Regions from separate parts of the Mus musculus genome. Here region 1 is linked to region 2. A link is a loop called in an ENCODE intact Hi-C map of the cell type or tissue named here. Cell type or tissue: left cerebral cortex. All regions are shown on one strand. Links, peaks and the distances in the headings refer to the core of each region. The heading gives the core; the rest is flanking DNA. Region 1 has its middle 20 kb from the start of Cfap36. Region 2 overlaps Ccdc88a (coiled coil domain containing 88A).

Evidence for each region. A loop is a pair of places that touch in the nucleus more often than their neighbours do. Peaks named below come from ENCODE experiments on the same cell type or tissue, not always from the same donor. Only the 100,000 strongest peaks of a DNase experiment are listed, where the experiment ranks them.
Region 1: a loop joins it to region 2, with 4 times the contacts of the local background. A loop is called at or near these places in 9 of 42 quality-filtered maps.

Annotation. Positions count from the first base shown.
Region 1 is chr11:29,265,047-29,270,433 of GRCm38, reverse strand. No RefSeq gene overlaps it. Among named protein-coding and RNA genes, the nearest start is that of Cfap36, 20 kb to the right of the region's middle. In left cerebral cortex, for the core only: a CTCF peak has its summit at 2,388 (motif pointing left); a DNase peak (open chromatin) is centred at 2,381.
Region 2 is chr11:29,469,247-29,474,633 of GRCm38, reverse strand. It overlaps Ccdc88a (coiled coil domain containing 88A), which reads right to left. Exons shown (of 31, transcript NM_001363368.1): 17 at 4,178-4,319. Among named protein-coding and RNA genes, the nearest start is that of Prorsd1, 43 kb to the left of the region's middle. In left cerebral cortex, for the core only: no CTCF peak of the experiment used is centred there; no DNase peak of the experiment used is centred there.

The DNA.
Region 1 (5,387 bases), core at 117-5,116, 200 kb after region 2:
GTTAAGAGCACTGGGTGCTCTTCCAAAGAACCTTATTTAAATTCCTAGCAATCATGTTGTTGACCACAACTGTCTGTAACTCCAGTCTCAGGGGATCTAATACCCTCTCCTGAGGCCTCTGAGGGCACCATGCATGTGGTACATAGACATATATGAAGACAAAACACCCATACACATAGAATAAAATTTAAGAGGCTGGCAGGTAACAGAAGCCCCTGGATATGGTGGCTCTCCATTAATAACAAAGGTTTTTTGTTTGTGATTCTGGAACTTTGTCACCAGAAAAATACATGCTAAGGAGTTAAGCCCTTGTAGAAAATCTTACCTTCCTTTAGAAACTGATAAATTCTACCCATGACTGGAGCAAGGTAAAGGGAAGATGCCCAGTTATATGGGCTGAAGGGGAAAGTGGTTACTTTTCTTCCTTTTTGAAGCCCCACTAGAAACATTGAAGATCTGGCCTTGGTAGCATGTCCAGGATGCATCTGCACAGATGCATTTTTCTCTCCTGCTCACTCTAGTTTTCTATTCAGAATTTGTGTGACTTTCCAGAGTGAGAGCAAGCAAAACACAAGACATGGTGTTTGTGCCTGGGATTCCCTTACAGATACACTTCCGAATCCCATAGATCTGAACATGGCCAGGTTTTGCTTTCCCCAGAACAAAGGGGTCTTATCCCCCACCCTACATCAGTTTTTATTTGAAAGGTTTCCCCTCCAGGTTAGTCTGGCTTGACCAACTAGGTGGGTTTGGCTAGCCAGGAAGGCTTCCAGACTAAAGTACATGTAAGGCAGGGAAGATCAATAACAGAGGTGGAACAATGAATCTTAGGCAGGATTCGCTTGATGGTTTTGTGCTCTCTATCTCCTCTGACTCCTGGAATGTACTCCTATGGCTTTAAATCTGATGTTCAGATTCTCAAAAAGAAAAGACACATTTTTTTTTGTTTGTAATAGATTTTGTTCTTAAACCCACTCCAGATCAAGATAGCCTGTTAGTTCATGTCACAAGCTATAATTTTACCCTACAATTAGACTTCTTTGTCATAATTTAGGAAAGGACTCAAATTCCTCATATCAAAGCTTCATGGCCTTTCACAGGACTTCTCACCCCTAGGTGTGAAAGACTCTCTAGGTGCCCCACTAGACTCTCTTTACACACCACGAGATGCCCTATTATTGATGTTCCTGACATGGTCCATCTCTGCTTAGCCTCTGGTCTAGCTTCCTGCACCCAATACCTGTGCCTCTCCCTGCTTCATTTTTGTTCTCTCTTCCTCTTCCCTCCCAACATTCCCTCAGCACACAGATATGCACTCTCCTTCACCATGCATGCCTGGACAATGCCATGCTCCTGCCTTGATGATACTGGACCAAATCTCTGAATCTGTAAGCCAGCCCCCATTAAACGTTGTCCTTATAAGAGTTGCCTTGGGGGACTGGCGAGATGGCTCAGCAGTTAAGAGTGCCAACTGCTCTTCCGAAGGTCCTGAGTTCAAATCCCAGCAACCACATGGTGGCTCACAACCATCCATAATTAAATCTGATGCCCTCTTCTGGAGTGTCTGAAGACAGCTACAGTGTACTTACATATAAGAAATAAATAAATCTTAAAAACAAACAAACAAACCGAGTTGCCTTGGTCATGGTGTCTATTCACAGAGTAAAGCCCTAACTAAGACAGGGACATCATCTGAGTACACATCTTCTTCTCCATGTCTAACTTGCCCATAATATAATCCACACAAGGGTCACTTAGCCAGCATCTTTCCACTTTCATTAAAGATTCATAAGAACTCATTCTGGCATTTTACCTAATCTGGCACTGTTAAGAGTGCCGTCCTTATTACCTCCTCCATGTTGTGTATCTGTCTTTAGCCTGAGCTGATGAGGCTACACTTAATATGGCCTGGCCAGGCTCTGTCCCATGCCTCACTCAGACTCCTGTTCATTACACTGATAAAAGTAATGACGGGAAAAATGACTTACCAAAACTATCAGATGGAAAGGGCTAAAGTGATGGGAAAGACACAGTGAGCTTCTGGAAACAGTACTCTCTAGGCTGGCTCAAACCAAGATCACATATATTCTAGACTGTGAGAGTTTGGAAAATCCTAGCTGTACATGTTTAAAGACAAGCCTCTCCAGCTAGTAAGCAAAAACTTCAAAGATTAAATGAAGTGCTCCTTCTAACCCCAGGGTACTTTCACTACTTTATTAGACATGGCCTCAAGGTACTTAAAACAGGGATGAAACCTCAAGAGTCAGAATGGGTAAATTGGAGAGAAGGAAAAGAGAAAAGACCAGGACAGTTCAGAAAGAGAAAAAGGTCAGGATCCTTGCCTAATTCCATGCCATCTCAGGAAAACCTAGCGCTCCATCTAGTGGCTGTCTAGTTCACTGAACCAGAGCCATGCTAGCTTTGAATCAAAGGTATCTTAAAGTAGCCAAGATATTCCCAAATCCACTGGGTTCGATGCCCCCATCCAAGAACCATATCCAGTCCGTTAAAGTGGGAACATACTGGAAGAGAATATCCCCTCTCCCAATTTCCATCCAAGGACCTCATGCTCACTTCTTTTTTGAAAAAAAAAGAACAAGTGCTCCCAACTTTGTTCCTGGACTGTGAAATGCTCCAGAGGGAAAGAGGCCCCTCTGCTTTGAGAATTGATGGGTCCCGGGTGCTATACAGTCTCTTGCATTTTCCATCTCTATGAATGAGCACCTACCGACTCTCAGAATAGCAGGGATCACAATTATATTTCATATCAATATGGGAGTGATTTTTCTGCCCTGACCACTTCTTGTTAGAACTTCTGAACCCTGGTCCTTCTCATTGCTATCAATAGCAAGTCCCAATAAGTTCAATTTACACCCTCCTTTTTTATTTTGAAGTTTTAAAAAAAAATATTTTATTTGTGTGACAGTTTTGCCAATGTATACATGCCTAGTGTCAGAAGAGGTCAGAAGAGTGCACTGGGTCCCCTGGAACTGGACTTATTGAGGGTTGTGTGCTGACAGTTGAGCTTAGGACCTCTGGAAGAAGCAGCAAGCACTCTTAACCACAGAGCCATCACGTTAGCCCACAGCCTCCTTAATATGTATACTAGATGAATATTTTTAGTCATTCTTTTTTTACCCTACCTAAATGGGTGTTGCCTTCCCTTCCTAGGCGGGGCATGATGTTTAAACATCAGACTTGCTGAGGCTTTTTTTAGACTCTGGAGGTTTTTTGTTTTTGTTTTCCAAGACAAAGTTTCTCTGTGTAGCCTAGCTGTACTGAAACTTGCTCTGTAGACCAGGCTGACCTCAAACTCAGAGATTCATCTTCCTCTGCCATCAGAGTGCTGGGCTTAAAGTGTATATGCCACTGGACCAGCTAACTCCACAGGCTTTTATGGTATTTCTGATACAAAATTTTCTGTCCTATAAAGGCCTGTAGCTGTCTTAGAGACTCAAATGCACTCTCTCTCTCTCTCTCATAGGCACTTAAATTACCTAACATGCCCCCCACTCTGCCAAACCTGGAATACATATCTTGCTAGGAATTCCACTAATGGTTACAATTGTCCTTAAAGACACTCTTCAATGGTCCTGAAAGACATAAAAGCTAATAGCCTATCATTGAGAAATTCATGGCTATGAACAATCTGTGCAGCAAAACTATTTTGGCAGTAAAGAAATGAGATGGACCCTACAGACTAGTCCAAGTTCTGAAGGTCAGGAATGAGGCTGTGTCTCAATTCACTCTATAGTTCCTGAAATTGTTTGTATTGTCAAGTTGAGAGGAGATAGGATCATCTAGGAGACAACCTCTGTGCATGCCTCTGGAGGAGTTTGTATACAAGGTAATTGAGGAATGAGATTCCACACTAAGTGTGGGTTGCAGTACTCCATGAATGGGTCTTTGGTTGAGTAAAAAGGAGAATGCTAGCTAGGGCCATTACTCAACTCTGCGATAAAGACTTCTTAGACTATTCCTGATCAAAGGCCATTTACCTAGAGTTATGACCTCATCTTTACCCACTTAGCCTAACATGACTATTTTTGTCATAGCAGACAGAATTTCTTCTCATTTGCAGTATTTTTAGTATTATATTTCTGTGATGGTGCCCCATAGTCTCAAGCATTTGGATACTCAGTTGGTGTTGTTGTTTGTGGAGGTTTAGAAGGTATGGCCTTGCTGAGGGAAGTACGTTACTGGAGGTGAGCTTCAAGAACTTAAAATTTCCGTATCCCCAGCAGCTAGGAGTCTCAGCTAGGGTCACCCACATAGACTACTGGGAACAGGTCTCAAGCTTGTTCCAGAAATGCTTCCTATCTGTTTCTGTTTTCTCTTTTAGCCCTCTCCAACTCCTATACCCCACCCCTGCTCTCTCCACACCTGATTTCCATCCCGGTTCCACTTCCCCGATTCCACCCAGCTCCTTACTTCCACACACCTCTAATATCTATTTTATATCTCCTTTTGAGTGGAATTCAACCATCCTCCCTTGGACCCTCCCTGATATTTAGCTTCTTTAGGTCTGTGGATTGTAGCATGTTATCCTGTACTTTATAGGTAATATCCATTTATTTATTTTTTATTTTTTATTAGGTATTTTCCTCGTTTATTTTTTCAATGCTATCCCAAAAGTCCGCCATACCCACCCCCGCCAATCCCCTACCCACCCACTCCCCCTTTTTGGCCCTGGGGTTCCCCTGTACTGGGGCATATAAAGTTTGCAAGTCCAATGGGCCTCTCTTTGCAGTGATGGCCGACTAGGCCATCTTTTGATACATATGCGGCTAGAGTCAAGAGCTCCGGGGTACTGGTTAGTTCATATTGTTGTTCCACCTATAGGGTTGCAGTTCCCTTTAGCTCCTTGGGTACGTTCTCTAGCTCCTCCATTGGGGGCCGTGTGACCCATCCAATAGCTGACTGTGATCATCCACTTCTGTGTTTGCTAGGCACCGGCATAGTCTCACAAGAGACAGCTATTTCTAGGTCCTTTCAGCAAAATCTTGCTAGTGTGTGCAATGGTGTCAGCATTTGGAAGCTGATTATGGGATGGATCCCTGCATATGGCAATCACTAAATGGTCCATCCTTTCGTCACAGCTCCAAATTTTGTCTCTGTAACTCCTTCCATGGGTGTTTTGTTCCCATTTCTAAGAAGGGGCTAGTGTCCACACTTTGGTCTTCATTCTTCTTGAATTTCATGCGGTTAGCAAATTGTATCTTATATCTTGGGAATACTAAGTTTCTGGGCTAATATCCACTTATCAGTGAGTACATATTGTGCGAGTTCCTTTGTGATTGGGTTACCTCACTCAGGATGATGCCCTCCAGGTCCATCCATTTGCCTACGAATTTCATAAATTCATTTTTTTAATAGCTGAGTAGTAT
Region 2 (5,387 bases), core at 225-5,224:
GCAACACCCAAACACTCTGAGACACAACTCACTGCATTCCCTTAGATTCAGAAAAGGTTTCCAGTAAAGTTTAACATGTCCTGATAAAAGCCCTGGAGAAATCAGAATATAAACACATACCTTAATATAACATACGTTATGTGCAACAAACCTATAACCAACATTCTAGTACCCAGGGAGAAACTGACCCCGTTCCTTCTAACCCTGGGATGGAGCGAGACTGTCTTCTCCACTGTTACACATCTAGACCTGATGTTTTACTATAACATTAAGGCAAGGTAAAGCAATAGAAAAGAATAAACAGAAAAACAAGTCAAACTATTTATATGTTTGAGAATACGATCCTATCTGGAAAAGACCTTAGCGGTTCCATCAAAAATATAAAAATACTTTTTATCAAAGTACCCAGATATAAAATCATCATCTAAATATCAGTAGTTTTTCTGTATACTGATGATGAACATACTGAGAAACTAGGAAAACATTCCTATTTACAATAGCTCAAAGAAAAAGAGAGGACTAATTCTAAGAAGCTAAAGAAACCTTTACAGAGCTTTTGGAATGGAGACAGTAGAGGGGTAAGATGTAGCTGCTAGAGTATCCTGGAGATTCACAGGTGGAATAGGATTTTAATAAGGCTTAGTTGTTGCAGCCAGAGATTGAGTTGCACTGTTAGAAGAAGGAAGAGGAGGAAGAAGAGGAGGAGGAAGATGAAGAAGAAGAAGAAGGAGGAAAGGAGGAGGAGGAGGAGCAGAAGAACCTTTACAGAAGAGACAAGATGAGAATTCTGATAGATGGAAAGACCTCACATATTCACAGACTATCAAAATTCGTATTTTGAAAATGGCTATATTATACCAAAAATTTTGTAATCAGCTAATTAGTTTATTTACTAAACTAATTTGAATTATGTTTGGGATTACACTGTATTAACAGATTCATTTGTGATCTTATTTATTCTAGTACTAGGGATTGAATCTAGGCTTTGTGCATGCTAGACAAGTGCTGAACTACTGAATTAAGTCCAAACCTGAGACCTGTCATTTTAACAATTTCAAACATTTCAGTTGATGATATGGTATTCCTTTTCATTTACTAAGTTAGACATTCTATTTCATTAGTGCAGTTCTTTATGGTATTTTACAGTATTATAAATGGTATTTTTTAAACTAATTTTTCATTGTTAAAATATACAAATATGGTTGAGTTTTATATACTGATCTATAACCTATTTCACTTGATAAAACATACTTTATAAAGTATGTTTTTCTACAAATTCTTTAGAATTTCCATCCAAAACAATCATGTCAGAAGTTTATAAAATATCAATATTTCATGTTTTCCCATCTGTATTTCTCGGGCTGAAGAAATGGCTCTGTGGTTAAGAGCACTTACTGCTCTTCCAGAACATCCAGATTTGTCTTCCAGCCGCACCTAGCAGTTCACAAGCACATTTAACTATAGCTCCAGGGCATGCAACACTCTTCTGGCCTCCACAGGCACACAGGTGGCATATACCACACATATATACATAAAAACAAAATTTAAAAAAATCAGAATTTCCCCCCTTTATTTTCATATGTGAAGACCAACAATACAATGTGTAACAGAAACAGAGAGAGCAGTGCCTCTGCTTTCCTTCTAAAAGTAAATACTCTTTTACTATTAAGGATGATGTTCATTGTAGGTCACCTATAAACATTTTATTTAATAAAGCTCTTTTTATATGTGATCCATATGAAATCCTTTATAATTGTGGATAATTCTCCACACCACTGTATCAATATTGACATAGTTTGAAACTGTTGTTAGATACAAGAACATTTAATCTTCCTTAATCATGAAGCTAGAAAGCTAGAATGATCATTTTATACTTTTTAGCTGATGTCATTGTTTTAAAACTATTTAATAGCAATCTTTTGATAAGTGTTACAATAATACATTGTCTTTCATCAAACTTCCCTGTAGATGGCATTTTCATTGAATACAGTCATCTCTACTTTAGGATGAGTTTTTTTTTTTTTTAACTAAATATCTACATCGTTTGGTTTAAAATGTCCCTTTTACTACTTATTTTCTAATTGTCTAATCTGTCCTCTGCTCTATTTTCCTGCCTTCCTTTGGATGGTTTAAATTCTCTTTTATACTTCTATGTCAAAGCTTAGCCTTTACATTATTCATCTTTACCTTTCAGAATCTATTTTCAAGTTGTATGCCTCTTTGAATATACAGTATTGAAAGCTTAGAAAAGTACAGTTCCATTTGAGTTCATGTATAAAGGAGTAACCCAGTTTATAGCAGTTATGCAAAGTGGCTGAAGTTAAAGACAACGATGGAATTTGATAGCTCTAATATTTAGATTTAAACCACACAAACTAACCCATGCTCAAACCTGCTTCCTTCTTTAAGCTGAATAGCTTCATGGCGATGTATTTATTACTCACACTGTCTAACAGTACAAAATTTAGGACATAAAGGTGATTAATAACTACTTTATGCAGAACTCTCAACCAGTGTATGCTCCATGGCAAAATCTGTGACAAATGTCAGTAAAGATGTTGTAGGTAACTGGCAAACAAAAAGTCTTCTCTTTTTTCAGAAGAAAGTCAAATTTGATTAGCTCTTTATCTGGTCTAGAGGCATAGTAAAATTAGAATGGTGTATTATTATGCAATATGCTTATGGAGGAAAGAAGATTGGAAGACTACATCTGGAATAGAAAAACTAAAGACCCAATAGGAAGCAGAATCACTGGATTTCTCTACAGGTAGCCGCTCTTATAGTCAGTATGCATACCTAGGAAAGTTTAAATTTATGTCTTTGAAGTTAAATGACTTAATGAAGCACCAAGTCTCAAAATCTTGGCAGCTCTCTTCTATTCCAGTGTGTCTGACATTTTCCTTGAACCATAACCTGGAAAGAATGTAAGTCTCATAGACTAGTGAAATGGCTCAGTAGTTCAAAGTGTTTGCTGCCATGCAGGATGACCCGAGTTTGACTCCCAGGACCAATATATAGAAAAGAGAGCCTCTCAAGTTGTCCTTTGACCTCCATAGGCATGATGTGGTGTGTCTCCACTCTGTGTGTGTGTGTTTCTGTGTATACAAGCACAAATAAAAGTAAATGAAAAAAATGTAAAGACTCAATCTCACATAATTATATGCAGAGATAGAACACTGCTTAGCCATCTACTTGTATTTCCTAAAGTTATGTTGAATAGAATAGTTCTAAGTGTGGCCTAAAACAATCTCCTTTACCTGTTTGGATGCTTCTACAGTCCTTGTGCCTAGGAAAGAAGTAGGATGGTCAGCTCAAGCCACCCTTGCCTACCCTGTGCTACAAGAGAGCCTGTCTAGAAAAAAGAAAAAAAATAGAAAAAAAGAAAAATAAGACAAGTATTGTGGGGCTGGAGAGATGGCTCAGCGGTTAAGAGCACTGACTACTCTTCTGAAGGTCCTGAGTTCAAATTCCAGAAACCACATGGTGGCTCACAACTACCCGTAATGACATCTAATGCCCTCTTCTGGTGTGTCTGAAGACAGATTCAGTGTAAATCTTTAGACCAGAGTGAGCAACCTTCATTCCCAGCAACCACATGAGGGCTCACAACCATCAGTACAACTACAGTACACTCATATACATTAAATAAATAAATATTTAAAAAAAAGAAAAAAGACAAGTATTGGAGCAAGAAGACTGAAGACAGGAAGAGTAAACAACAAGGCTCTATGGTTTATCACTTACCAACCTCACAAATCAATTCACGCACTGAGTGAAAGCAGTGCCTAAGCTGACTGACTTGGTGCTCTAGAGCCCCGCTGCTTTACTATAATGCCATCTTCACAGTCCTATCTTTACAAATTAAAATTTACCTGGTGGATCAACAGGAAAAATGCACCAGAGTAAAGGTATCAGTATCTTCAAAACTAATGAGTTTTTTGTCATCTCTTGTCCATCCCTCTTCTATAATCCTTCATATACCCCTATCTTCAAGAGGAACTATTACATACTTGAAAACAACTGAGAAAATTGTAGCACTTCCCTATGATAGATATCTGATTAAGTATACGACCAGATACATGAAACAGAATAAAATACTAACATAAATACACGTGAGTTTGTATTTTCTCTTTTTCTTCCCAACTACTTATAGAACTATTACAAAGAAAAAACTTACTGTTTTAAGTTCGTGGCGCAATTGCTGATTGTAATTTGTAGATTCTTCTAACCGAGCTTCTAAAGCAGCAATTTTTTCTTCTTTTATTTCAAGGGACTTCTTAAGAGTGGATTCTAATTTTGATTCCAAAAGTTTGTACCTACTATAAGAGTAATATAGTTTGTCACTAGGTATCAAAACATTTTGAAAACAATTTATTTAATACATTCATATATTAAATAAGATCTAAAATCATTCATGTTTAAGATGTGAATTATCTTCTTCTTAGTGGTGGTCACAGAACAAAAACTAGAAAGTAAACAGAACTCTGATTTATTGTTAAGACTACAAAAAAAACTCCAAACAATTAATGCCCAAAAAGATAAGCTTAATAGCTAAACCCCAAATATTTGTGATTATATAAGACTAAACCAGAAAAAAGAACATAATGGATCCATTACTATCACACACGTATCTGTGATACTAATATGTATGCATTTTAATGTAATAGCCTATATGATCAGTTAAGACTGGGCACAGTGACATACACCTTTCATCCCGACACTTGGAAAGCACTGGCATTCCTGACCTACACAGAGTTCCAGGCCAGTCTGGGCTGTATAATGAGGCGCTGTCTAAAACAAAACATTCTCAGTATCCTAAGTTGTTGTTTAACATCAACAACAAAAAAAGACAATGCCATACTCGTGACACAGCCTGGGAGAGGCAGACAGATGTGAATACCAATATTTCAGTTATTGTGTAATATTTTAGAATGCATGAATGAATTATTAAGTAGTTTTAAAAATTGTGCATGTGACATATACATATGTATATACATTTGTGTGCAATGGACAGAGGAGGTATCTTTTCCTGTTGCTCTCCCTTGGTCCCATGACAGGGTCTCTACTAAACCTGGAGTTAATTGTTTTTCAGTTAGGCAGACTGGCCACCACATCCCAGAGGCTTTCCTGGTCCTCCCCAACCCAGGGTTGCAGGCACACATAGCTTTCTACATAGGTACTATGGATGCAAACTCAAGTCCTCACACTTGCATAGACATTTCAGAGTACATATTAAATAAGGGTTTTGGTTAATGCAATTTTTATAACTAAAGAACCTAAAGGGAGAGCTGGGTTCAGTAGTACACACTTGTAATCTCAGCACTTGAGAAGTGGAAGCAGGAACATCAAGAACAGTTAGTTAAAAACCAGTCTGAGGGGACTGGAGA